Linked DNA regions of Mus musculus: all the other regions are linked to region 1. The links are chromatin loops, found by intact Hi-C in ENCODE. Cell type or tissue: heart. All regions are shown on one strand.

Region 1 (4,000 bases):
AGGGGCTGGAGGGGGGATGTCCCCTACCCACCCGGCACCCATACCAGGCTCTGGGCCGCTGCTGCTCCGCTTACCTTGATGATGCTGCTACGCCGGGGGGTCGCTCGTGCAGCCTCCAGGAGGCCGGCCTCGCTATCCGCGGGGACCCCCGCAGCGCCCGGCAGCGCGACCCCACTGCGACGGTCCCTCATCCGGCCCCCCAAGGCCGGGGGTGGGGCGTCCCCTGAGGCAGCGTCGGCGCCGGCTCGGGGGTCGTCTTCGCCCCCGGCAACGTCGAGAGGCGCCGGAGCCTCCCTGCTAGCCGCGCCCTCAGCCATAGCCAAGCACGTTTTAGGCTCCCGGCGAGACAGCACGACCGCCAGCGGCGTCCAGCCCCGGGCACGGGTGCGCTCAGGCACCAGAAGGAAACCCCGCTAGACTTTGTTTTAGCGCGCCACGGCCGCTGCAGTGGCAGCCACAACTTTGTAGAAAGGAGACATCGCTCCGGCAGAGGCGTCCTCGGGCTGTGGTCCAGGAGGTCAGCGGGCCGGCGCGGACGGGCGGCGGGGGCGGGGAGAAGATGTGAGCGGGAGGGAGAAGCAGGCGAAAAGCAGCGGGAGGTACTGGAGACGCGAGGCGAGCGCCGGCTCTGTGCAGACAAAAGGCAGTGGGCGCCGGAGCCAGGAGCCTCGGAGCCGGGACGTGCGCGGCCGGAGCGGCGACTGCGGATCGGCCACCAGCCACCTGCCCGCCGACCGCAGCACGGCGGCCCCAGGAAGTGCGGCGGCGGGGCGGCCTCCACTCCGCTCGCCTGTGACAGGGAGGGAAGACTTGTTTTGACAGCCCGTGGGGATTGGCAGGCTCCCCGGCCTCTCAGGAGCCGAGGCTCACCGAGGGGGTTCGGGCCGACCAATCCTCACCGCGGAGGGGTGTGCCCGAGCGCGAAGAATGGAATGTGTTCTGTTGCTCGGAGCCTGCCCAGCCCAGCTGGCCCCGGTACTAGGCGAGGATGCGCGCGCCAGTGTGCGCACCCACAGGCACTCAGAGTACATTTTAGGAAGTTTAGAAAGGAGACGAAAGCGGCCTGAAGGTTCAAGAAATGGGACGCGGGTGGGGTGGTTTGCGGGCGGCAGTGAGATGACGGAGGAAACACTGCAAAACAGCAAATCTGGAATAAAGAAGATGTTGAGCGAGAAGGTTAGAGTGTTTGGAGGGGTGTAGTAGTGACACTTGGCACAGCCAAGGGTCAATCACTGGCTCTCCTGCCAATCCTTAGAAGTGAAGTCCACGCACTAGGACCCTGGAGTTCCACAGTTTGTCTCGGGTTCTATGAGCGGATTCTACATTCACTCAGTAATCTGAGTCAATACAACAAGGAGTTGGGTTTAAGGGGTAGGTAGGGTAAGAGGAAGCAGAGCAACGAAAACCCTGGGAACGCCGCCGAATGAAACACAGAGATGATGGAAGCCACATAGCGACAAGGTCATTGGCAGGTTTAGTCTCTACCCTAAACCGTTCTCGACGAGGGTCCAGCCTCCTTTCTACATATAATTCTAAATCATTACATTTTGCTCCTTCCACCAAGCTAGTAACCAAGAGGAGAGCAGGGATTCGGTAGCATTAATCACACCATGAGCAAATGTAGACAATGGCTCTAAGGTCCCTGGAGAGTTGGACGACGTACTGAATCTCACTTAGATCATTAAATGCATTTAAATTACTAATTATTTCATAATTCAAGATTTTACTTCTTCCTTACGTGGCCAATAGCACCAAGAAATTTTTCAGCCCTTCAGGGCCAGAAATTTATTAAAATTCTAGCATTTTAAGGATGAGCTGGGGTGTTAGGAGTCATCTAGGGCAGCTCTTTTATTTAACAGAGGAAATGAAAGCCCAAGGACCTTGTCTACTGACTGGTTAGTACAGACACTAAAATCAGATCTGCTACCCAGTTCCTTCCAAGCTCTCTTCACTTTTTTTATCTGGCTCCCCTGGGGCTACAACCAGTCAAAATTGGATGGGGCTCTTGGGAGAATTCACATTTGACATTTACCATCTCCTAGGGAAGACTGGAAAGACTTGACTTTACCTTTTCTTTAAATATACGTGCAACCCAGAAATGAGTGTCCTCTAGATGAGAGGCCAGCTCTGGTTTTAGAAGCAACACTGCCCTCTAGTGAGATGTTGAGAACTACAACCGAAATAGCAAGCGCTTCTTCTCATAACTGTTACATAGAAAATATATTTTGTCCTCAGAAGTATAGCCAATTTTAGGCTACTGTTTTTCTGATGCTCTCTCATTATTACACCTAACTTTGTCTTTTACAGATGTCAGGGTGTCTGCTTTCTGATACTTTTGTCAACTTGCCACTTGTGAGCTGTCCTTTGAAGACTGTAAAGCTGCAGATATCTCCCTCGTCATTTTCCTATATGAGTCTTATATACCAGTGTTTCCTATCCTACAGGCTTGTGTGCCTTTATATCCATATATATTTTTTCCATACACATTTACATCCATATACCCATATATGATTATATATTTATATCCATATATATTTACATCCATAGAGCATATGGTTTGCAAAATGTTTTGTTTCCACTCACGACCGACCAGTTGCACTCCATCTTCCCTTCCTTTGCACTCGTCCCTTGTGACCTTCTGCGAGCACAAATGCACAGAAACTGCTGAAGACTCTGAGCTCTTCAGGGAGGTTGTCTAACTCACTCGGCCTTGAGAATATTGGAGTACATCTAAAGGGTCTTTCATTTCTGCTGTCTCCTGCCATAAGCTCAGAAGGCTTCTCCTGCCTGCCATTTTAAATTTAAAAATGCCCCCATGTGCCTGCTTATCTCACAGAGGCAAGAAATCAGAGCAAGAAGAGACCAAGGTCACAGTTTCCTGCAAGGGCATTCTCCTGATGCAAGAAAAACTCCCACTAAGTCCCAACTCTTACGGTTCTACCACCTCCCAAGAGAGCAAAGTTGCATGGGGTTTGGGGGACAGTCAAGATCCAAACTCTAGGAGCAATGGGGCTGGGGCTGGGCCTGCTGCAAGACATTGTCATAACCAGCATGAATGACATTGGGAGTGGAGGAACCATTTTTTAGTCTCCAGGACAATGGTGCCTGGATGGAACTTACTTATTATGAGAAACGCATGTAGCAGGAAGAACACGGGCTCTGAAATTACCATCTAGCACATATCTCTGATTCTCTTGCTTTTTAGCTGGTTGTAGCTTTCAGCAAGCGACTTCAAGCCTAATTTAAATTATGTTTTATTTATTATTTTGTGGAGAGTGGGGGGGGGGGTGTGCGCACATGCGCACCGTAGGTGTGTGCAGAGGTTATAAGATAACTTGGAGCAATTAGTTCTCTCTTCCAACCATGTGGATTACAGGAATTGAAATCAAATTGTCAGGTTTGATAAGTGCTTTCATCCAGTGAGTCACATAGAGACCTTGCAGGCCTCTACTTGAAACTTTTGATTCTTAGTTTCCTTATATGTAAAATGGAGTAGAATTCTTTACAAGGAATTATCTGGCACATAGAAAGTAGTTATCAAAATTACTCTCTCACTGTGATGTCTCAGCAATAGAGGGAGTCTTGATTTTTCTCACTGGCTATTTCTTAGGTCCAGAGTTCAGTTCTGAAGTGACTTCCCGCGATGAGCAGCGCCAAGCTGGCCTATTTGACTTTCAGCTACGTATTTTCAGCTACGCATTTTCAGGTTTATTAGACCTGGCTCGGTTTCTGCCTAGTTGTTAAGTGGAGTCTCAGATTCCGAGTTACCCCAACTCACAAGTGCTCTCAGCTTGTTCTGCTGCTGCTAATTCTTATCTTTGATTTCTTCTCTCAAGTGGGATTCTGGGATCCTTGAGTACTAGAAATCTCATCGTGTGAGAAGTGATAGGGTCATTTTTTTTTAAGCCAAAGTGATTGTTTTGTCATATTGAAACACTACAGAAATCTATCCATGAATATCTTTAGAACACTTGCTTTGGGGCTGGTGAGATGGCTAGCG
Region 2 (4,000 bases), 170 kb before region 1:
CTGTGAGTCTTAGGCTGGCATGGTCTAAATAGTGAAACCCTGTCTAAATAATATTTTAATATCATAAAATAACATACTATGGACAGAATAGAAAGAACTTTAAGACATTTGTGTTACTAATATCTACAAATATTGTGATGTGTGTGTGTAGATATCTAGATAGATAGATAGATAGATAGATAGATAGATAGATAGATAGATAGATAGATAGATTATGTGTGTGTTCCAAAATTGGACTAAACGTGTCCCTAGCACCAACTTCCTCTATCTCCAAAAAGGAAAGATACAACTGCCATAGGACCAATGTGAGCCATGCAGGAAGTAAAGGTGAGGTTTGAATAAGACTAGCTAGCCTGTCGGCTCATAGATTTGAAAGCTTGGTCATCAAGGAGTGGCACTACTTGAGAGGGATTAGGAGGTGAGGCCTTGTTGAAGGAAGTGTGTTATTGGGGGTGGGCTTTGGGATTTTCAAAGCCCAAGGCAGTCCCAGTCTCTCTCTCTCTCTCTCTCTCTCTCTCTCTCTCTCTCTCTCTCTCTCTCTCTCTCTCTCTCCCTCTCTCTCCTTCCCCTCTCCCTCTTCCTCCCCCTCCCCCTCCCCCTCTCCCTCTTTCTCTCCCTCTCTCTCTTCCTCCCTCTCTCCCTCTTTCTCTCCCTCTCTCTCTTCCTCCCTCTCCCTCTCTTTCTCTCTCTGCCTACAGATCAGCATATAGCTCTCAACTACTGCTCCAGCATTTGTCTGCTTGTCACCATGCTCCCTGCCATGATGATAATAAACTAAACCTCTGAAACCATAATCAAGCCCCAATTAAATTAAATTCTCTTATCAGAGTTGGTATAGTCATGGTGTCCCTTCACAGCAATAGAACACTGACTAGACAGTAAATAAAATCTCTGTCTCCTTAAACTTACTTCCCTCCATATTTTTGAAGTTCAAAATCTCACCATAAACTGCAATGATTTCCACATAGGTACCTGATATAAAATGTGCATAGTTAAAGCTACATTGAACATTTTGGCCTACATATTGAAGTCAGAAATTACTTCCCATAACCTTATATATTAAAGGCTTAAACAAATATCTAATGGAATTGTTGAAAATCGTATTAGCAGCAAATGATATGTTTGCTGTTTCGTTTGTTTGTTTGTTTGTTTGTTTTTTGAGACAGTGTCTCATTATGTATCCTAGGCTGGCTCCAAACTCACAAGCCGCTGCTCTCCACGGACATAGATTATACATAAGTGCCACTGTGCCTGGTAAGATGTCATTTATAGCTAGTTTTTATTTTTGTTATAAAAGAGTATGTCTTTTAGCTTCATGAAAGCAGTGTCTTGGTTTCTTGCCTGATGCTGTGGTAAAGCACCCTGACAAAGACAAGTTAAGGGAGGAAGAGCTTACTTAGCTCATAGTTCTAGGCCATAGTCCCTCGTGGCAGGGAAATCACACTGGCAGGAGTTTGAGGGAGCTGGTCACACCCTACCCACGTTGAAAAAGCATAGAGAGACAAACAAACACATGGTAATGTTGAGCTTGCTATATATACTGTCCAGGATCCCAGTCAGCGAATAGTGTCAACACAGTGGTCTTCCTGTAACAGCTAACTAATCAAGATAATCTTCTACAGCATGCCCATCTCCCCAGTAATCCTAGATTCTGTCCAGTAGACAACACTAACCACACAACTATTATCATCATTACAGCTTAATTGAGATCAGAAGACCTATCCACTGTGGCTGGAACCATTCCCTGGGCAGGGAAGTCTTGGACCATAGAGACAGTGAGCAGAACACCAGCCTGCAGCTGTCTCTCTCTGCTCCACAACTGTAGGTGCAGTACAAGCAGCTGCTTCAGGCTCCCGATGCCTTGACTCCCTACCATGATAGACTGTGCCTTGATCATAACCAAAAATAAGCTCCTCCTTCCTTAAGTTGCTTTTCTCGGAGTGTTACATCACAGCAACAGAAAAGTAAATAAGACGCAAAGGAAAGATGATTTTGCTCCTTTTTGGTTTAAAATTCCAAAACCAGGTAGATGTCAGGAAACAAAAACATAAACTCTTACTTCAGTAAAAGGAAGGAGTGACTTGGTATAACATTTGGAATGGGGACAGATTCAGAAAACATTTTAACACAGAAAAGGAAAGTTAAAGCAATTCACTCCTGAGATCTAACAAATGGAGACATGGGATACTCTGAGAGATAAGACTATCACTAAAACCAGACTGTCTTAGATTTGGTGGTTGATGAGCAGCAGCTGGCTTCCCCAGGACTGGCAGGGCCTCATGATAAGCAGTGATCTAGCTCTGTGGTAACCCCACACCAGTAGCTTGAACTCAACCCCCATGAGAACATTTGTACAGCCAACACCAGCCAATATCACAAATCTGAATTTTGGTTTCTGAGTTGGCTTTTGTTTTGTTTTGTTTTGTTTTGTTTTGTTGTTTCTTCTGTTGATGTTGTTTGCTTATTTATTTCTTAGAAATCTTGAAAATATTTATAAGCATATCCCGGATCCTAAGAACTAATTGTCATCACGCACTAGAAATGTGAGTCTCTAGAGACTCAGGCACAGCAGTTACTAAGGGGGGCAAGTACTGAGAAGAACATTTTGTATGAATAAAGCTGTGCACTGAACACAAAGATCCTTCAAATCCACATCAACAGGCTGCTTTTATTCCCCTGCAAGGTAAATGAAGATTCTTCTCTGGGAAAATGAACTGCCTAAGAGAAGAAAGATTTCTGTAAAATATTCTGCAGGGGTCGGTGAAGGCGGGGGGTCAGCTACAAAAAAGCCACCTGAGTCATCTGCCCCTGGTCAGTCAGTCCATTGTGCCTATCTACCCAGTGAGGCAAAAATATACAAAATTCATTTCTGACTATCTTTTTGCAAGAAGCTACTAGAGAATTTGCCTCACAAAAATAGAGTAATAAACAAACAGCAATAAGAAAAGATGAATGAATTCAGGACCCCTGGGAGAGTCACAATGGACATACCCAGAATGACATCATGCCTCTGGCTGATGGCGCTGTGGGATTATCTGACTGACCATGTGGAACACTTGGAGACATTTTACAGACTGTTTAGAGAATGTTGGAAGGCTCCAACAAAGAAAAGGAAATAGAGGCTGAAACAAAGCAATTACTAGCTCCATGTAATGATAACAAGAAAATGAGGCAGAAGATGGAGTCATACTGTCACCGCTCAGCAGTGCCAACACATTTACACCGTCATCACTGCCAATGCAAATAGCGCAAGTCTCACCTGAGAAGGGCTATGTGGTTCTTTATTGTGCAACCATGACCCCAGCTTACAACAAATGCCACATTCCAACACAGGTTGTGGATTTTTATAGTAACAGAAGAAAGAAAATCATAAATCAAGACACTCTGCAAATACATTGTGGGAAACATCAGTTAGGCAGATGACAGAAGAGTAGGGAAATCTAGCTATAGGCCTCAGATGGCATTCTGAGCCTTTCGGTTGTTAGATATTAGGGGTCTGTTGGTACATTTCAAGGACTTATCTAATAGTCGTAAGGATGTAAGATTCATACAGAAAAAGGTGACAAACGTCTACTAAAGGGCTAGACATGGACCAAATAATTATGCTTTGGACCTGACACTTATTAACCTCTCCACATTACTGAAGAGCTAACCGGCCAACCATTCTCACTCAAGTGCTAACCGGACTATTATCCACACTGAGGTGTTGACCAGTCAATCATCCTTGCTGAGGATCGATGTAAGGTGTGGTTCTTTCCAGAAACTTCCATCCATATAATAATGTATTGAGAAAAAGTACACTCATACAATACCAGCACTTAGGAAACAGAGGCAGAAAGATCATGAGTTCAAAGCCAATCTGAACTATGGGAAAGACCTTCTCTTTCAAACAGACAAACAAACAAACAAACAACCCTGAAAACTTTAGACCTATTTAATTACACTGGGGGAGGTAAGGACAGAGAAGTCTGTGTAAGACACCCAACTCACTAACATAAAG
Region 3 (4,000 bases), 1.6 Mb before region 1:
ATGCTTCTGGTAACTTCAGAAGCCAACACTTTGCCCCCTGGAAAACTCAATCTCATTTCTTTTTCTCTGACCACTTAGTATCCGCTCCTATTAATAATACTGAGGCAAAAATGTTCTTCATTTCGTTTAAATGACACCTGTATATACTAGCTGTGCTGCCTTTGAAACAGATTTTAACTTCAGGTAAATTTCAGTATAACACATTTTCAAGTTGTTTTTAAGTCCAGTCTTTAAGTTCCATGTGTAAAAGAAGAAAAACAAAGCAAACAAGAAGCCCACTTGCTTAGTGAAAACCACTCCAGTTGTTTTTACTTTCCAAGATTTTTGTATGGATTGAAACTACTGTAAAGACACTAATTAATTGACTATAAGCAATTCTTGTACACGGAACAATCTTCTCTATCCTAAAAATTAAACCTTAATACATGGACAGGAAAATATCTACTGTTGCAAAAAAAATGCTCGAAATAGAAGTAGAAATAAAATTTTAAATTGTATTATGGAGTAGACTTTTATTAAAACCAAATTATCACTAAAATCTACGATTCTGAACACAGTGAAAATTAGTTAAAAGGCAATATTAAGGAAACATTGCCGTTTTCTTAAACTGTGACACAAAAATGGTAAAGTGTTTCCTCTTCTATTTTTCTTGTGCTTTTTTTTTTTCTCTTCCGAAATAACCACTGTTCACCTCTCAAAACTCTCCACTCCTGAGCGCAAATCATGATTGTTCTGTATGCTAAGTGCTTTGAAAACGAACAAAACAAACACCTTCCTTACATTCACACTCACACTACACAAATGCACACCACGTAGCCACTCCGTTTTTGAAAACATGGAGAAGAGTGGGAGAGAGGGAGAGAGGGAGAGCGGGAGAGAGGGGAGGGAGGGAAGGAGAGAGAGAGAGAGAGAGAGAGAGAGAGAGAGAGAGAGAGAGAGAGAGAGAGAGAGAGAGAGAGAGAAGCATAGGTAACCAACAAACCCAATTACTAAGCTTTATTGATACTAAAAGGAAAAGTTCCCCTCGTAAAATTTCTCTGAGCTTATTAGTTATTTAAATCAGCCCCGGGGCTGGACCTGCGACGCCTAGGGCACCTTCCTTGGCTCTTGGAGGTGAGCGGCCAGCATCGGCGCCTCGTTGACCCACCACTTCTCACTAGGGACTGAGCAAGAGGGGCGAAGGCAAGCGCAGAGAGCTGAGGTGAGCCACTTGGCCGGGACTGTGAGGCTTGGCAGGGTAAGATTGTCACGGGTACCAGGTATCAGAAATGAACAGACCTCTGCTGCTGCTGAGGCTGTTGGAGAGCAGGCCAAGTTGTCGCGGAGAGCCGCAATTCAACCCTCCCGACTGCAGAGATATATTTTGGGTGGCACTGGTCACTGGTTCCAAAGACCCAGATCTGGCCCGGAGAGGAACTTGCACGTTCGGGTGTCCAGGGCATGCTCCTGTTATAATTAGGGTGGGCATTAGGTGAATTCACACCTTTCTGAGTAGGCTATTTATTCCCTTCAATTGCTGGCAGTTCCACTGTGTGCGAGTGAGGGGATGGGTAGAGGTGGGTAGAGAATTTAATTTATTAAACAACACCACCACCCTTCCTAGCAAAGCATTCTAAGCCACGTCTTAATGCGACTCCAGACCGGCGCCAGGAGACGCCAAGCTCTGCTGGGCTTGTCCTCAGGACGCGGAGGGAAGGCACCCACCGTGCATGAAGAGGACAGAGTCCCGGGATGCAGAGTCTCTGTCACCCGGACTTTAGTTCAGACTACAAGCCTAACTGGACTAAGCGAGTGCCTGGTGGGCTTCCTGTGACCCTGAAAAAAGTGAAAGCGCCATCCAAGGAAGTATTCTAAGCAGTCCCTGGGCAATTTGGTCCGCAGGATACACTGACTACGCGCCTTCTCTGTGGTTCCAGTAAGTGCCTAGACTTTGCGTCCTGGCTTGAACAACTCTGTGAAGTTCTAGCCTAGCAGCGAAGTCGCAGTGAGCTCCGGCGACTGCTCCGGTTAGGGCTGCCTGGCATCCGACGGCCTGAACTCCCCTGCCCGGGCTAGGGTGGTGTGGATCGGCCTGCCAAGAAGTTTGGGATGCTGGTGGAATGTCATGTCTTGCTCTTTTTAGGTGTAGTTTTCAACACAAGCGTCTGGGCGCAACTGCAGGCAAGGATGTTTTGCATACGCGGTCACAGTTTGGTGTTGAGTAGTCTGATGGTGTCCTGGACTGGGCACCGCACCCGCTCCACTCCTCTTTAACCTGAGGATTCCGGCGCTGCGGAAGGGTTCGCTCCAGCCAGCGCAGCCGGTTTCAGCCGCAGCCCACGCGGTGGCGCTGTAGGGAGGCATCGCCTCGACTCTGGGCGGGGACCCCTGGCAGTGACCTGGTCTTGGAGGTGGAGGGACCTTGGTCACTATTCTTGGCCTCTAGATCTTCGCTTTAGGCCTGAATTTCTCGGCCTCGCTAGGTGTTTCCCGGAGAAAAACAGCGCAGCCCCAAGATCGGGACGAAAGGCCGCGGCGGTTCCTTTGGCCTTTTCTCCCTCCTGCCTTGTTAATTTCCATCATTTGCTGTAGATTTCTACGCATAGACTACAATAACTAGGCAGTCATTTTCTCGTTGCTACGGAAGGAAATTACCCATTAAGGCATTGAAAAAAAAAATCCGTCGATCCCAGGAGCCCCGGCGTTGGGTATATTTATGCCATGCGTCGCCAGCGAAGTCCCCTGCCTTTCCCGGATTTCCCACATGGTGACCAGGAATCTGACAACCAAATGAGCCCAAGGACTCTCCCAGCTCTGAAACCTGTCTCCTCACTACTCTCTCTCTAGAAAGCAGAGCCACACCAGACGCCCATCTCTGTCGCCTAGGCTCTCTGACAGAAAGCTACAGGTTACAGGTCTTCCCTGGCACAATTGATGGAGTAACGCTTGGCACTCCCCCCACCCCTTGGGCTTTGGCCTCGGTGTGTTGTCCTGAACTCCAGCTCCCAGACACCTTGGTAGCTCTCGTGAACTAGTTGCCCACCACCCTACCAGTCTCATCTCTGACCAGGCCTCACAGGCACGTTCCTCTCCAGATTCTAGGAGAATCCCACCATGTCCTAGGCTGTCCTACCGCCCCCCCCCCCAGGACCCTAGAGCGGCCAGGGCAACTAACTGCGAGTCGTATTATCTTTGCCTGGTGCGGGTTGTGATGCCAACGAGGAAGCTGGGTAATAACGAAGCAGCCTGCTGCTGCGCTCTGGTCAGTCCCCAGAGCAGTCTGAGAAAGTTGGCTTAAACTCATTCTAGAGGAGCTGCCCCAAGGCCCGTCCGGGTTCCCCAGTCTCCTGGCCTCCAGCTCCTTGCCCACTTGACTCGCTGGATTTGCAATCTAAATGCAGAGGCAGTATGAGGTCTTTTAAAGTGTTAGTCGCCTAACTTTCCACGGGACAGTCCGAGACCAAAATTGGCATAGGCACCCTTAGTAAGAAATAAGTCCCTCTCGTTCCCCACTTCCCGCCCCTAGAGGGGCCAGCTCCAGGAGAAGCATTTGGCCCGTCTTGATTCCTAGAAACCGTCCCTTCGAAGGCTTTTAAGGTGGCGGTTTCCATGAAGTTTGAAATGAGTGCCCTGGGGTGGAGAGAGAGAGAGAGAGAGAGAGAGAGAGAGAGAGAGAGAGAGAGAGAGAGAGAGAGAGAGAGAGAGAGAAGCAGCACAAACTTTCAGCGCTCTAAAAGAGGCAGCGCACTTTTGGAAGTGCCTCTGAGAGCCAGAGAGGCTGGGGGTAAATGCTGGGCCTTCAGAGATCGTGGCCGAAAAGACGCAAAGCGGCGTCCTACCAGGGCTGGCGGGCCTAGGTGGTCTAAGGCTAGCACACAACCTAAGCCGACTTGGGCAGAGGACCCGCACAGCCAAAACCGCAGAGGCAACAGGAGAAATCAAACACCATTGTCATTAAAAGTGCAAAACAGGCCTTAAGAGGACAAAGGCCTGGGTAGAAAGAAAAGCAGTCTAGCAAGCG
Region 4 (4,000 bases), 350 kb before region 1:
GTATAATCTGAATCGAGGGGATTCCTTCTCACTCAGCATAAGGAATCGCTGCCCTATCCTTTTCCCCTCTTTTCTGTTTGTAAGAAGCTTGGGATTCTATTGATCTTTCCCAAAGAACTAACTTTGGTTTCACTGGTTTGTCCCACTCAATGTTAATCTTATTTCACCACTTTCTGCTATAAGCTTTCTTTCTTTCCACTGGGTTCAATCTTCTATTTTTCTAGTTCCTGAAAAATAGAAGGTGTATTTCTGAATTTAATTAATTTTAACTTGAACTCAAAATAATCTCCATTTCATTCTGATTCTCCCTTAATTCATGAGATATTTAGAAATAAATTGGGCAATTTTTTTCTTCTTTTGAGAACCCTTTGAAACCAGGAAAATAAAGGGGCTCCAGGATTGGTTATGGAGCAGTAGAGAGGAAAATAGCAGGATCCAATCCATCCGGTGGGGGAAATGGAAAGGTGGGAGAGCACTAATGCGGGTGGAGATAAGTACAGAGGAAGAGGATAGGTAAACAACAGTAGGATATGTGAAGACCCCCTAAGTCATAACTAATTACTATCTGCCTCACAACAGCTATAATACATGTAGTTCAATATAAACATACACTAAAATAGTTTAAATGAAAATTTCCCCTTGGGACTACAATGCTGTCTTCAAGAGCCAAAGACATCTAGCAAAACCCCTAACACCAGGCCTTCTTGCTACTGTTTGGCCAAGGTTACCCAAGAGATTCCCAAACACAACAGGCTGTCTCTATTGGCCTTGGATGTCTCCCCATGAAACCCCACTTCTTGCCCAGAGGTAGAAGGTAAGTCCCTGTTGCTGAAAACATGCACTTTAGACCCAGGGCCCAGATGCCCCTTAGATTGGACAGACCTGAAAGCTTCCTTCCTCCCTGTGGCCTAGCTTCCATGGACTAGAAGTAGCCATGCAAGCTTCCAAAGGAGGGAATAAACCAATGGTCCCACCTAGTTACAAACCACAATAATGACCCATTATGGCTGGATTGGCGGCAACCACCAGCTCTCTAACTGGGCTGAAGACCCATTCAACAAGAGGGAAACCATGACAGGTCTGGAACCCTAGCTAACTAAGCAGGGCTAGAAACATCACTGATCTTGAAGGAGAAACTACAACTGCCATCTTACTAACCCAACCTAACCCCTAACCCCATTCTAAATATTCATCCTTCTGCCCACAGATGAGTGTGGACCTCACACTTCATTAAGGAACACGGATGGTGAAAGCCCTTAAGTCTTCAGCTCTAATAAAGAACTGAAGAGAACGAACGAATTCTTCCCCAGGGAGTGGCATGCCGATCAGTTACTCACTTAACACACATACAGCTTTATACAGACTGAGCAGGCTGTACTTTAAGTATTTAGGAATAAATGTGTGTGTTTAACAAAAGCTAATGAAAAAAGAGACCATGAGTTTGTAAAAGAAAAAGAAGACATGACGGGGGGGAGGGGGGGGAAGGAAGGAAAGAAAATGGCATGATGATCTCAAAACTGAACGAAATAATTAAAAACATTGTATTCTGATAAACCATTCAGCTGGCTGATACCTGAAGATATGATTAATAACTAAAGGAACATAAAATAGCTTAAACTTTATTTCATATTTAATAATAGCAAATTGAATTCACTGCTTGAGCTACATGCTTTGATACATACTCAAGGAAAGTAGATGTAACTGATAATGTATAAAACATATTGTAGACTGATGAAAAAATCAGGGAAGCCCTGTACATGTGTATCTTTGTCATCTTTGACAGAACGGATGGTATGGAGTCCAACCACAAAATAATTTGAGTGCTTTGCTTATTTCTCAACTCCTCTTATTTAAAAATATCCATTATATTTACTATAACAGACTCTAAACTACAATTCATTGTAGTAAACGTTAAGGATTGAACTGACGATATTAAAAATCTCCTTAAATGTTACAGTTTCCTCGCATATTCAATGTTATATAGTAATCAAGAGTTTATTTCTAGCTACAGCTGTCAATGCATGTACCATGTACTCTCGGCTGACTCCTCTAAAGTCAGTGACTCCCCACACCCGAGAGCAACTAGCATGGCACTGACAGCAGAGGGCAGTGTTGAGCAGCTCGTTATCCATGGTGTGCCAATCTGCTGTGTGATTAATTATAACCAAGTATCCCTCTCCCTAATCATGCAGGTGACTGGAGACTTGAAAGTTTAACCTGGACTTGTTGCGTTTAATAATTTTAATTTCTGAGAACGTGTCCATAAGCAGTGCATCCTCCCTCTCGGAGGTCTCCCTTTCGTCTACTTCCTCCTGTGCACCCTTCCCTGACTTATCACCTTTCCGTTAACTATTAGACTTGCATGTAGGATTGAATTTATAAAGAAAAAAAATAATTTTTCTTTGGACTTGATGTATTTAAATGATCACAATGGAATGTATCCTTTTGCCTGCTAACTGAAACACCCTGCTTTCTTGTTGAAATTCCTTCTTGCAGGTGTATGAAATTGTTTTCCTTTTATTTAAATTTATTTTTTCTTCCCCAACCCCTCACCCATCCCCCTCCCCTTCTCCTCTGAGCAGGTGGGTATCCCCCTCCACCCTGGCACTTAAAGTCTCTGTGAGGCTAAGCACCTCCTCTCCCACTGAGGCCAGACAAGGCGACCCATTTCCCACATCCAGGCAACAGCTTTTGGAATAGCCCACACTCTAGTTGTTCAGGATCCACATGAAAGCCAAGCTACACATGTACTACATATGTGCAGGGAGGCCTAGTTCCAGCCCGTGTATGTTTTTTGGTTGACAGTTCAGACTCAGAGAGTCCCAAGGTTCTAGGTGAGTTGACTGTGTTGGTTTTCCTGTGGAGTTCCTATCCTCTTCAGGGCCCACACTACTTTCTATTCTTCTGTAACAGTCCCCAAGCTCCATCCACTGTGTGGCTGTGGGTGTCTGTATCTGTCTGAGTCAGCTGCTGGGTGGAGTCTCTCAGAGGACAACATGCTCCTGTCTGTATGGTTCAGGAGTCTGGTGGAGGTGGAGGAAAGGCAGCTGGAGAATGGAGGAACCCCTGGGACAGCAGGCTGCTCAGGACGGCTTGGCTTGGCCCAGAGAGCTCCAAGTGTGTTCTTAATTGAAATCTCCCCCTGCTTTTGTTATACCTGGAAGGGTCTGGGGGAAGGGAAAGTGATGTAATTCTATTTCAGTTAAAAACATTTTTTTTAAAAACTAATAAAATATACTAAAATCCACTTTATGATCACATGGCTTTTGTCTTTTATCAGTTGTTATGCATACCCTTGTACTTTTTCTTGTTTTTGACTATTATAACAGTGCCATGAACATTTGTATACCATATGTAGACATATGCTTGAAAATACCTTAGATTCAACCACACCACTTGTAGAAATTTCTTTGAAAGAAAAACTTAAATAACTTTATAATAGATTTTATCACAGTAATGTTGCATATCAAAAAATTTAAAAGTAGAAAAAGTCTAACAATAGTCTATTAAATATATTATGAAATATCACATTCAAGACATAGTATAATATTCATAAATTATTATATGGGCCTAAGATTACCACTTAGATGTTCACTCTTACCAGAAATAGCATCATGAGTGAAGAGGTTTTCTGGCTAATGAGGTAATATTTGTCCTTTTTATAGAAGTATCTCCAACTAATACCAAGAAGCACTGTGTGTGTGTGTGTGTGTGTGTGTGTGTGTGTTTTAAGGTGAGGAAGGAAAGATGTCTTGGGTAATTAAAACCTCCAAACTTTTAATGAAAATAATAAATTGAATTAAATATGAAATTTCTTCATCTCTCAAAACTATGTTTACCTGTTTTTTGAAAAACATTCAAATAAAATACATCAATTTTCTTAAAATACCATGCACAGTTACATCTAATGTCTGAGGAAATAAAAAATCAAAATGTTACTATGTGATAATTTTATCTTATTTTTATTTTATAGATTTGTCTGTTTTTGAACTTCAATATC
Region 5 (4,000 bases), 430 kb before region 1:
ATATCTGGTTTTATGTGGAGGTCCTTGATCCACTTGGACTTGAGCTTTGTACAAGGAGAAAGGATTTGCATTCTTCTACATGCTGAATGCTAGTTGAATCATTACCATTTGTTGAAAATGCTTTTTTTCCACTGGATGTTTTTGGCTTCTTTGTTAAAGATCAAGTGACCATTGGTTTACCTGTTTGTATCAATATCATGCAATTTTTAACACTGTTGCTCTGTAGTGCAGCTTGAGGTCAGGGATGGTGATTCCTTCTGAAGTTCTTTTATTTTTGAGAATGGTTTTAGTTATCCTGGGTTTGTTTGTTTGCTTGTTTGTTTTTGTTATTCCAGATGAATTTGAGAATTGCTCTTTCTGTATCTGTGAGGCATTAAGTTGGAATTTTGATGGGGATTGCATTGAATCTGTAGATTGCTTTTGGTCAGATGACCAGTTTTACTATGTTAATCCTACCAATCCATGGGCATGGGAGATCTCCTCATTTTCTGAGGTCTTCTTTCATTTCTTTCTTAAGAGACTTGAAGTTCTTGTCATACAGCTCTTTCACTTGCCTGGTTAGTGTCACTCCAAGATATTTGATATTTATTTATGACTATTGTGAAGGGTCTGACTACTTTCGAGTCGGATCTTTCTAAGTATCTTTCATCACAGGCCATCAAACTGCTTATTGATGTCCCTGATTGAGCAGAGCAGTGTTCCTACCCATGTCAGGGGTTATAAATGTTTTGACAGGGAGAAAACAGTGCATATTTCTAAGTAGTTTCCAAAAGGAGCTATTATTGTGATAATTACTTGAGACAGGCCATAAAAAGTAGACTCTGGTCTTTACCCTAAAGCGCTCAGCTAGGACCTTAGGGTTTGATTAATGGACGTTTGCATGGTGTTCATAATTCGTTGAAGCAGTAGGTAATTTTAAAGGAATATGTGATAATAATCCAGTGTCTCCATCATTTGAGGACTGCTTTGTTTTTATTTTGTGGGAGAGAGTGATGAGGTAGAACATTGTGCTAAGAACTGACATTTTTGCATCTTTTATGAAGCATATATCATAAAATGATTCATGGTTTGTACTTGGTAAGCTGATGTCCAAATAATACAAACTGCTAACTACATTTAAAGGTGAGTCGCATATGTGCTTCTCCTCGTGCTGCTGAGAAAGCTCAGCTCTCTGTTAAAGGGCAGAAAAATGTGCTATTTGTACCCAGTAACCTCCCTTTTCCCAGTGGAAACATGTTCTTCCCCAACCCTGTGGCCAAGAAGGAAATATCAATTACAGAATGGTTTCTAGTCTCTTCCCAGAGAGTGAGCAAATACCCTAGCTAGGCAATCATCATCCTGTGCATTGACATCGTCTGAAAGGTCAGACAAGACCTAATCCTCAAATAGAGTAGAGCCCTATAACATTCTTAACATATTGATCGAACTGACTACTTTTCTTCTCTGTAGGAGAAGGATTTTGTCCTGAGGACCTTGAAGCCCGGGCTGTTTCACATCCATTTTACTTGCCATTCATCATGAAGCAACAAGTCTGAGGCACTGTCCAACCCCCTGGCTCTAGGCATAAGCTGGAAGCTTTCTGGGTGTGATACCCTCCTTCTGACCGTGGTTGTCCCTAGTATTGGTACAATGTGTAGGACTTTACTTGATGGCCTTTACTTGGTAACCCAAAATGAAAGGAACCATCTCTTATTCTAGATAATATAGTGTTTTGCTGTGACACTTTGAACTGATTTAGTCAGTTGGCACTTCAGGCAGTATAAAAGTGAGATTAACATATAAGGGGCAAAGCCCAAAGCAACCAAACAAAGCAGTAAGTATGTAAGCAAGCAAGTGAGTAAGTAAATAGATAAATATTTTAAAACATTGAAACTACAGGTGTATCTAATTTAACTGTATTTCCTATTACTCACAGCTCCAAGCACAAAACTAAGTAAGGAATTTGATCCTAAGAATTACTGGAAGAGAGGCTTGGTTGAGAGAAATGCCAGCAGAGGGCAGTGTAGAGGCAGGCATTCTCGCACTGCCTCGTGAGACTCCTGTCAGCTGCATTGTGATTTTCCCCACAGTAGAGAAATGCTTTCCTAAACCCAAATCTCTGCTAACAATAGATAGCAGGAAGTACTAGTAGCTCAGGGCAGAAAAAAATAGAAAGGTCTGGGTTACTCCTTAACACTGGTTTGATCCCAGAAGACCAAAGTTCACAAACCTCAGAGTGTTCAGTATCCTTGCTCCCGTTGTTGGGCAGAGAGGAAGAGTAGGGGAAGGACATGAAGCACACATCTCTGAGGTCGATGAAGTCAATAACTTGAGACTACAGTGTACCCATGGATTCTGTTGATCTCTTCAGATGACATTTAAGTCATCTTAGTCAATGAAGTCAGGCACCAAATTATGCTGTCATGATCAAGGGAGCATCTCCTTTGAAAATACTGTCCAAATTACTATTATTAATATGTAACTGTTTCAAATCGTCTCATTCTTGAGCTTTATTCTATGGGCTTTATCAAATAGCTAATGCGTCTTAGCATTCATATTTCTCATAGTTTATTACGATAACTGAATATTACCACGTCAAAATCATCAAGAGTTTGGCAGGATTGTTTTAAGAATAGACTTTTAGAACAAGCACCAGGAAAGAACATTATATAAAACCCAATTCAGATGTATTCCTTATCCATTCCTATGGAGTAGTAGCTGAACAAGAGGTGGCAGGAAACACAGACTTGTGCTTTACTGAATGGCTCACAGTCTAGGAGCAAAGCAGGAAATGAAACCCTAAACACCCCTTTCCCAGAAAAAAATACATTTTCAGTGGTGTCATAATAAACTCTAAGACAGTGTTTCTCAACCTGTGGGTTATGACCCCTTTAGGGCCTGAATGTCTCTTTTACTGGGGTCACCTAACATCATCAGAAAGCACATATATCTATAATATGGTTCCTAACAGTAGCAAAATTACAGTTAAGAAGTTACAATGAAAATAATTTTATGGTTGAGTGTTGAATACAGCTTTTGCTACCCCACCTAAGCTCCGGGAACAGGCCACACTACCAGCCCCCACCCAACTTCCCATGAATCCATGGATAAAAGGCACAGACACACAGTTGTTCCATTGCAATTTTCCCTTTTGGCACAGTTGTTGGGCACTACTTATCTCCTGCCCGAAAAACCGTGTCCATATCAACACTCTTAGCTCTGTACCTCTCTGCCTGCCCTCAACTTTAGTTGCTCAGCTACATCTAGTCTCAGCTAAATATCCTCAAGTGCCTGTCTGCAGGAGTGGCCACAGGCCACAGTTCCACCCGAAATCTCACAGGGCTGCTTGGTTTTTCTCTCTCCTCTCCTTCCTTGTGTCTCTCTGCTTGCCTCCAGGGACCTGGAAGTCCTGCCTATCTGCCTTTCCCTTCTGCCCAGCAATTGGCCCATGGCTTCTTTACTGACACATCAAGAACCAATTAAGGAACAGCAACTTAGCATTAGACCCACCCTTACAGTTAGGGGTCACCACAACATGAGGAACTGTGTTAAAGGGTTTCAAAAGGTTGAAAACCTCTGTCCTAAGACAACTAACATAGAACAAAGTTCCGTGCTAACTGAGGCCTCTACAGACAGGTTGAGTTGGGCTTTCTAAGTATCTGCACTTTCTTTACCTTTTAACCACCCAGGTCATGGCAACACTGAACCAGTTTCTAAGGATATCTCTATCAAAATTTAATGTTTCTGTGCCAGTCAAATACAAACATGGTTTTATTGATATTTTACAAACATGGTTTTATTGATATTTTCTCTTTCACTGAAAAGAAAAACAGAGAAGAATTGTATTGGAAGGGAATGAAAGGCTCTAAGAATCACATAAAGGTTCAAACAACATGGAGTCAGCCAAATATGGCTCTCAAGGATTCCTGGGGAACCATGAGTTAGAAAATATGCCTATGATATAATCCATTGTATAACGATTTTTGGCAAATTGCCACTTTCGTGTAATTTCATATAAATA
Region 6 (4,000 bases), 330 kb before region 1:
TTCTAAAGGTTTATTCATTAATTAGAGCTTGGTTCAAACGCGCTGTGTTAAAATCCATGTAACTGCGTGAAGCAGGAAAGACTACCGAATAGGGAAGGAGAGACGGAAGTAATTACGTGAGGAAGAACAGGATCATGTGGGAACTCAGAGCAAGCACACCTGTCGGAATGCAAAGGGACAGGAAAAGGGAGACACCAGTGAAGGAATCCTGAAGATGTGGTGGTATATGACAGCCGGAGCTCAGGGAAGCGTGCACGTACACACACACACACACACACACACACACACACACACACATTGTGCAAAAGTAACTCTCACTTATCTGGCTAAACTGGCACCAACAAGCTCTAGGAATTCTCTTGTCTCCTTAGTGCTGGGATTAGAGGTGCCCACCTCCCAGCCTGGCTTTTTACAGATCCTCACACTTCTAAGCACTTTCCTGGCTGAGCCATCTCCCCAGCTCAAAGGAAGGCTGTTGAGGCGTCAAGGACAGACTGCATCACATCCCCATGCCATTAAAGAAGGAGAACAAGTTCAGAGTAGGAAGAACCTGGAATAAATGATGAGAGGAGACCTGGAAAGGGGGGGGGGTGGGGAAGAGCAGCCACAGGCTTGTGCAGAGGGATTTTGGGAGCTGCAGGAAGGGCTTAAGGAAGCCACGGCTGGAAAGTGGTCATGCCATTTTTTTATGTTTAGAAAAGTAGCCCCATCTGCTGTGCTATAAAAGGGGCAGAAGCATATACGAAAGAGGAGAATTAAAAAACACATGGTAAGGAAAGACAGCCGTGGCGGTGAGGGCTGAGAGAAGAAAAGGCTCTTAGCGAGATGACCCGGAGGCTGATCCAAAAGAGCATGGATCAGAAAAAAGATCTCCCTCCCAGAATCTCAGTTTCATTATTTTGAGGTAGGAATCTGACAGGAGTCACTAGAGCAGACAGGAGATGCTCTGGCTTGGCTGTAGTGTGGATACTTTCATGTGGTGGGACAGATGAAGTATGTAGGAGTGAGCATCATCCAAAGATAAGCAGAGACAACCACTACAAGAGAGGCCTGCGAGCTGACAGAACAGAAAGGAATCAAAACCATCTCTAGACATACAGAGAGAGGCAGAGACAGAGACACAGAGAGAAACAGAGAGAGATAGAAAGAGACAGAGAGAGACAGACAAACAACAGGGACACAGATACAGAGAAAGGGGGAGAGAAAGAGAGAGAGAGGGAGATGAGAGAGGTAGAGAGACGGTAGAGGGATAGAGAGACAAAGAGGGAGAGACAGAGAGGGAGAGGAGAGACAGAGACAGACAGTGAGACAGAGAGGGGGAGAGGAGGAGGGAGAGACAAAGAGACAGAGAGGGGGATAAGGAGAGAAAGAGACAGGCAGAGAGACAGAGGGAGACAGAGAGGGGAAGAAAAAGAGACAGAGAAATATAGAGGGAGAGGAGAGAGTGAGAAAGAGAGAAACAGAGGGGGAAGAGAGAAGGAAAGGGAGAGAAGGAAAGAGAGAGAGAGCCTACCTCTAACTCAGAGGAACACCAAAATTTAGCAGGAGGGAAGGATCTGCAAAGGCTTCTGGGAGAAAGTCCAGAGATGCAGTAAGGAGACAGGAGCAGCGTGAACCAGGAGCAGGAGGGAGACACTCACAACCAATCAAGTAAGAGAAAAGCCGAGAAGTGTTCACAGTATTTCACAACAAGGTTCTGATGACCTTGGGAAAATGATTTAATGGAGTGGCGGGGGAGAAGACAGATGAAAGTTGGCTAAGGATGAGTGGGAGGTAAGGAGGTGAACTCTGCATGTCTAAGCAACTTTGTCAAGAAGTTTGGATGTGGGTGAGGACAGAGAGGAAGAATGCCGGAGGGGCCACATTCATTTCTAAAGGTCTTTTATGTGTATAAGAAATCTACGTATAAAGTCAGTTAAGCTGAACAATGAATAATTAAACCATGAATTGTGAAAGGAAACAGGGCAAACTATGAAGTGGGAGAGAGACAAGCCTAAACTTGAGGCTTATTTCTCAAACTTGGCTTATCCCAGTACCCTAATGTTCTTTCTCCTTACTTCAGAGCCCCTTATCTCTGTGACATGGAAAGTCTACTCAAGAAATGAAAATATAAGTCAGATTAGCTTGAGTATGCATAAATCTACCTAAAGTTAAAAGTAAAAGCAGAGATTTCCTATGCTCCATGCATGTCTAGCACCATACAATGAGAAATTCTCACATCGGCCAGGAGGGGGCACCCCTGTTCTGGGCTTGGGTAGAGCCAGTGCATCTTGGGCTCCAGGGATTAGAAACATCCTTGGGAAGCCATTTGGTCCATTCCTCTGCTTCCATGTAGAGCTGCAAATAAATTCTGATAGCTTCCCAAGTTGTCAAATACAACGATGTGTCACTGACCTGCGTAAGTCAACACTGCCATTCTAGGTAAACATGCTGTTCACAGACTTCAGGTGGAAAACAGTTCTAGTAAACACTGAAACTGTCAATCAAACATCTCCAAAAGCCCACCATCCACTGCTGCTTATTTTCCACCATTATGCAGCGCACGCGCGCGCGCACACACACACATACACACTCACGCATGCACGCACGCATGCGCGCACACACAGTACTTTTTTTCCAATACTAGTTAAAACCAGTTTTCTTATCTGTCAGTTACCTCAGGAAATGTTTCCATATTTTTCATTTGCTAATAGTGCAAAATGAATGATAGCAACTCAGGTTTATAAGCCAAGAAAGAGAACAAGACCAGGATACAGTAGAGATGCCACAGGCCTGTCCGCATGGTCAAGGACAGCAAAATGTTTGATCTCTTACTCTCTTACCTTTCCTTGATTTCTGAAAATGTATAATCACAGATATAATTTTTTGAGGACTTGTTTGGGACTGGACCATGAAGAAGTTGTAAGGCAGAACCAAAGGAAGTGAGTATTCAGAGAGATATGACAAGGAGTCAAAACCTCAGAGGGACAGCCATACTTGGAGCACATAGTGAAAATGGAAACTACCAGGAGAAAAGAGCATAAACAACCATTAAACAAAATTACTCAGCAAGAAGCAACCACCTTTCTAGAAACAAATTTAAGGCCGTACGCACACCTCCCTCTACAGGATTCTATAACTGCTACCCAGAGATTCAGGAAGCTGTACGCACTCCTAGAAAACAGCCTTTATGAACGTTGTACACATTCCACAGTGCCATGTTTGCAGTGCTGCCTAAGTGAACGTCGACAGAGCATCCTAAACAGTCTCAGGTGGGACCCCCTGGGCCACTCTAACTCTCCCCAGTCACTTACTCAAACAGCCAGGCTGGCACCTTCCAGGGGACATCTCGGCACTGACAAGAAATCAGTGGATCTGGACAAGCTCCCTTCCAAGGGCGACCCTGAGAGGCAGTAGAGCAAACAGCCACACTCCACATGCAGCATTTTCCTAAGCTGTGGTTCTGAGCACACCTTTTCATAAACGATGCTCATTTCAAGGGCATTAGGCCACCACAGTCAGCTCTGTAGTTCACACTCATTTACTCTTTCCTTGGTTTGCTTTAGTTTTTTTTTTTTTTTTTTTTTTTTCTTGTGCTTGGAGCACATGCAGATTGGCCCGCACTGCATCCACATTCAATGCATGTTAAAGTGAAAATCTCCAAGGCGTCTGTGTCCACGGCATTCATTTTATGGAACTGGGAAAACAGAAAGAATTCTTCAGTAGGAACACATATAAGGAGCAGACTCAAAATGCAAAACCTCAACGTGTAGAATACTAAAAGAAAAGGAGATCTGCTTCTATTTCAAGAGCAAGCCTCATTCACCTTTCTGAAGGCCAGATGGAGGTGAGATTCACACCGGGTCCTGCTGACAGAAGCAGTTGTTTAGGTAGGTATGCCCATCCTCACTCTCTAAGGAATTAACAGTTCCAAGTTTCCTCTTTTTGCTTATCCTGCTGTGACTCAACAGCCAAGACAGTGTTCTCAATGAAAATCTGCTGCCCACAGTGCGAGACACCA
Region 7 (4,000 bases), 85 kb before region 1:
AACTACCAATTCATTAATGTAAGGAAAAGACTGCTTAATCTTGTTTAATTTTTGTCTTTTACAATTTTAAATGAAATTTCAGGTAAAAACTTCTTGCTCTTTTTTTAAATGATTTAGAAGGTTTAAGAAGCATCAATAAATCTTTCAAAGTCACTTCAAACAGATAATTTACTTTTATGATAATACATTTTCTGTAATAAAACTGTAAATTTTTTAAAAATCACTTTGCTGCTTAAATTTTAACCTGGGTTATCTTCATATGGCAAGATTATTAAGCATTTTTAATTTGCTTTTGGTGCATGGACACATGCACATACATAACCTGTATATCCTTACTCTTCTATACTAGAACCATTATAGTTTTGTGTTTATACATTCATCTGTATATATGTGTGCACATATTTGTAAGTGTGTGTGTGTGCGTGTGCGTGTGTGTGTGCATGCATTGGCCTGAAGAATGTGGAGGCCAAAGGCCAGCCTCAGGTATAATGGTCCAGGCATCTCTCCCCTTATGAACAGGGTCTCTCACCGGCCTGAAGTTCGCTAAGGAGTCTGGCTGGCCCTGCTCTTGGGACCAGAAGCATGCATCACCACACCCCGCTTTTCTTTGTGCACTGTGGTTAAACTCGGGTGCTCATGCTCACACTTGCACAAGTGATTTACTCACTGGTCTATCATCCTTTCATAATATTACAGTTACTTTTCTAAGAAAAATAATTTAATATAGCTTCAAATTTCAATATTCAAAATTAATCTAATTCTCCAAGGTAGAAGTACTTAAATAAGTCATTAATCAATGAAATATTCATTTGTTGTTACCTTTGAAAATGGCAAAAGAAAATGGAGTTTATCTCAAATAAGCAAAACTTAACAAAGTTCTGAAGTTTTTAAAACCAAGGATTAATACCTGCCTACCCATCTGGAAATGTCACTACAAGCCATTGAGATGGAACTTGGTCAGTATTTTCACAAGTATCCTCTTTCCAGATTGGATTCTGTACACCGGGAAGTTTATAAACAACACCTCAGCTTTGAAATTGTGCTTACATTCTGATGAAAGAATTATTATAGACACTATTGTGTTATTCACGCTAATGTTAGCAGATACAAAAAGAGGAATGAAAGGTATTGTTAGAAGCTGAATATGGAGATAAAACAAAGAGATAATCAAGAAATAAATCAGTAAGTAAGCAACAGTGATAACTAACCATAGCATATAAAAGATTTTTGTTTGTCTCTTAGTGTCCTTTTTTTTAAGTTTATTTTATGTGCATGAATGTTTTGCTTACATATACTTATGTGCACCGCGTGTGTGTTGGCTGCTTGAGGAAGCCAGAAGAGTGTGTTGGGTCTCTTGGATTTGGAATTACAAGATGGTTGTGAGCCATACTGCTGCTCCTCTGAAAGAGCAACAAGTGCTGTTATCGACTGGGGCATCTCTCCAGCCCCACTGTTTTGATATTTTTAATCTAAAATCCTGTTCAGGGTGTCTAGCATCACAATTAAAGGTCTGTGTTTTTGATGTGCTGATAACCTGTCAATGGACAAATACACAGAGCCAACATTTTGTTTTGTTTTGTTTTTTGTTTTCATTTTTGCATTTTAGTTTTGTTTGTTTAGATTTTTCTTACTTGTAGCTGGTAGATCGATATAATGGGCAGGCACAGAGGCAATGATGTCCCCACCCCCAATCCTGGCTGCATGACACGTTTTACCATATGGGTGTCTGAGTTCTGAGTCATAAGCCCCATGGACAGCCACAGTAAGGGTTCCATTATTTACATATGTGTAAAGCCCACAACCAGATGGGTGGGGATAGCAGTATCTACATTCTACTTTGCAGAAGCCAATTATAACACGGCTGTGAACACCCAGCCCATTAGAGTCTCTCTCAAGAGAGAAGTCCCCGGCTGGCACAGCTTAATGATGCTGTCCAGGGCTGCTCCTCAGCTGGCTGCTCGTCAACTGGCCACACCACAGATCTTCCTGCTGGCCAAGTCGCAGTGAATAGAAAGAAAAAAGAGTACTCTGTCTGTGGGCTGCCAGCCTAAAAGATGCTGGGCTATTTTTGCTTCTTAGTTCCCAAAAGAAGCATATGTCTGTGATACATTATTAATAAGAAAGTTTTTATTAATTTTGCAGAAAAGATTTTTTGTTAAGTAAGCATGAACATCATTTTGAATAATTCCATAATAAAAAATAATTCACCTGGAAAGCTGGAGCAATTACAACTTGGTATATAGGAGATCTTAGACCTTTGTTAACAGACCTTCCTATACCATGATGATTCAATATGATCATGTAATTGGAAAGATCAATGCTGGAATGCTGCTAGCTCCTATTAAAAACCTAGTAATCAACCAAATAATTATATTCAGCCTGTTATGATGGAGTTACTCACTTCCTTCCTATGTAAGTACCACATGTTAACTGACTGGGACAATGGAGCCACCACTGGCTTCTCTTCTATTATGAAAAACCTTTTACTCAAATCTGTCTTAGACTCATTTTAAACAAAACAGAATTTAAAAGGCAGTTTAAACAAAAACAGTGCAACAATAAAATACCAACTATTATAGCAGCAATCACAAAAGTGACTATCTGAGAGTCTATGTGGAGACTCTGTACGGAGCTTTCTTAATTGATGTACCCCATCGCTCAATAAGTAGGTAGTTTCATCTTCATCATCTTCAATTTTCATGTGGGAAGAAAAATGGAAGCTTAGGGGAGTTGGGTTGTCTGAGATCACATGTAGCTGATGAAATATAGACTGGACTTACGGCATGGCCATTGCCATTAAGGTGCAATGCCACCCTGGATGAGGAAGCACACTTCATATAAAACTCAAGGCCATCCCTGAAGTCTACCAATAGTTCAGTGATGTAAAAGGGAGAAGAGAAAAGTATGCAAATGACTAGGAGAGGAAACAGAGAGCAGTGACTCAACACCCCACGTGCTGTCTAGGCTTAGTGTAAAGGAAAAAGTAAGTTATGTGGCTAATGGTGCTATCTGGATACTGCACTGAATTCAAAGGCCTTCCTCTACTTGTGTGGAGAAGGGAAGTAGCTACCTAACCTACAGGAAAATAACTCCAGGACCAGATTAAATCAACCCTAAACTCTTGAATTAAACCAGGAGGGAAAAAAAAATAACAATTTCAAGTCAACTAACATCTTCCTCCAAGTAAACAGTAACTTATTAAAGAGTGGATTAGAACATATTTTTAATCCACTCTTTAATTTCTTCAGCAACAAAGCTCAGCACAGCCGAGCAAATACACCATAAATAAGAACGGGGGGGGGGGGGGGGGGGGGGGGGGCTAAGAGCCTGCTCTGACCTCTCATCTACTGAAGACCTGACCTGGACAAGCTGTTTGGAAAGGTCAAAGGGGATGATTGTCTAAGAGAGTTTCTGATACCTCCCTGAGGTGCTAAAAGTTAGCAGGTTCCTTGGCCAACATGTCAGTTGCAGGCCTAACAATGTTTCAAAACAAGTAGCTCAATAGACACTAAGAGATTCATGGAGACTCAAGGCTGGCTTGTTGTGTCTGACCAGTAGATCACAACCTGGGTTCTAGCCTGGAAAGGCATTTTGGAAACCTGGAAGAGAAGAGGGGCTGGGCTGCACGAGATAAGGAAGGAACCAAGACAAAGGTCTCTGCTCAAGGTTCAATTTTTACTATTTCGGCACTCCCGTTATGAAGGAAGGGGGAGGGGCCCAATTCCCGCCAAATAATCTTGGAGTCCAGTAGCAGGGTGATCACGTGATGGCTCCAAACAGCAAAGCGGCACGTGGCAGAATGATTGAGCGGGAAGCCCCACCCCTGAGCAAGCAGGTTTCAGGCTGGGGGAGGGGAGACTACACTGGCTGAGCTGTTAAGAGCACTGGCAGCCCTTCCAGGGGACAAGGGTTTGATTTCCAACACCCACACGGTGGCTCACAACCATCTGTAACTCCAGTCCCAGAGGGTCTGGGTTTGCATTTCCACACTTTTGAAATA

The links. A loop is a pair of places that touch in the nucleus more often than their neighbours do. Peaks named below come from ENCODE experiments on the same cell type or tissue, not always from the same donor. Only the 100,000 strongest peaks of a DNase experiment are listed, where the experiment ranks them.
Region 2: it touches region 1 in a loop (3-fold over the local background); 8 of 42 quality-filtered maps call a loop at or near these places.
Region 3: it touches region 1 in a loop (5-fold over the local background); 2 of 42 quality-filtered maps call a loop at or near these places.
Region 4: a loop joins it to region 1, with 8 times the contacts of the local background. A loop is called at or near these places in 8 of 42 quality-filtered maps.
Region 5: a loop joins it to region 1, with 7 times the contacts of the local background. A loop is called at or near these places in 21 of 42 quality-filtered maps.
Region 6: a loop joins it to region 1, with 8 times the contacts of the local background. A loop is called at or near these places in 38 of 42 quality-filtered maps.
Region 7: a loop joins it to region 1, with 2.5 times the contacts of the local background. A loop is called at or near these places in 4 of 42 quality-filtered maps.

What each region holds. Positions count from the first base shown.
Region 1 is chr1:55,402,705-55,406,704 of GRCm38, reverse strand. Plcl1 (phospholipase C-like 1) reads right to left here and starts at 759. Exons shown (of 6, transcript NM_001114663.1): 1 at 75-759. The coding sequence starts at 317. It also overlaps the pseudogene Gm8531. In heart, a CTCF peak has its summit at 2,154 (motif pointing left); DNase peaks (open chromatin) are centred at 104 and 874; H3K4me3 peaks cover 1,524 bases; H3K27ac peaks cover 1,327 bases; H3K27me3 peaks cover 1,039 bases.
Region 2 is chr1:55,570,673-55,574,672 of GRCm38, reverse strand. The region is part of intron 1 of Plcl1 (phospholipase C-like 1); the gene reads right to left. Among named protein-coding and RNA genes, the nearest start is that of Gm39642, 60 kb to the right of the region's middle. In heart, no CTCF peak of the experiment used is centred here; a DNase peak (open chromatin) is centred at 2,272.
Region 3 is chr1:56,975,622-56,979,621 of GRCm38, reverse strand. It overlaps a transcript of Satb2 not described here. Among named protein-coding and RNA genes, the nearest start is that of 9130024F11Rik, 6.2 kb to the right of the region's middle. In heart, a CTCF peak has its summit at 2,319; a DNase peak (open chromatin) is centred at 2,291; H3K4me3 peaks cover 2,167 bases; H3K27me3 peaks cover 3,177 bases.
Region 4 is chr1:55,754,043-55,758,042 of GRCm38, reverse strand. Plcl1 (phospholipase C-like 1) reads right to left here. Exons shown (of 6, transcript NM_001114663.1): 6 at 3,758-4,000. Among named protein-coding and RNA genes, the nearest start is that of Gm32949, 130 kb to the left of the region's middle. In heart, a CTCF peak has its summit at 2,094 (motif pointing right); no DNase peak of the experiment used is centred here.
Region 5 is chr1:55,836,382-55,840,381 of GRCm38, reverse strand. No RefSeq gene overlaps it. Among named protein-coding and RNA genes, the nearest start is that of Gm32949, 50 kb to the left of the region's middle. In heart, a CTCF peak has its summit at 1,988 (motif pointing right); no DNase peak of the experiment used is centred here.
Region 6 is chr1:55,734,797-55,738,796 of GRCm38, reverse strand. All of the region lies in intron 5 of Plcl1 (phospholipase C-like 1), which reads right to left. Among named protein-coding and RNA genes, the nearest start is that of Gm32949, 150 kb to the left of the region's middle. In heart, a CTCF peak has its summit at 2,229 (motif pointing right); a DNase peak (open chromatin) is centred at 2,256; H3K27me3 peaks cover 1,211 bases.
Region 7 is chr1:55,487,395-55,491,394 of GRCm38, reverse strand. The region is part of intron 1 of Plcl1 (phospholipase C-like 1); the gene reads right to left. Among named protein-coding and RNA genes, the nearest start is that of Gm39642, 23 kb to the left of the region's middle. In heart, no CTCF peak of the experiment used is centred here; a DNase peak (open chromatin) is centred at 1,914.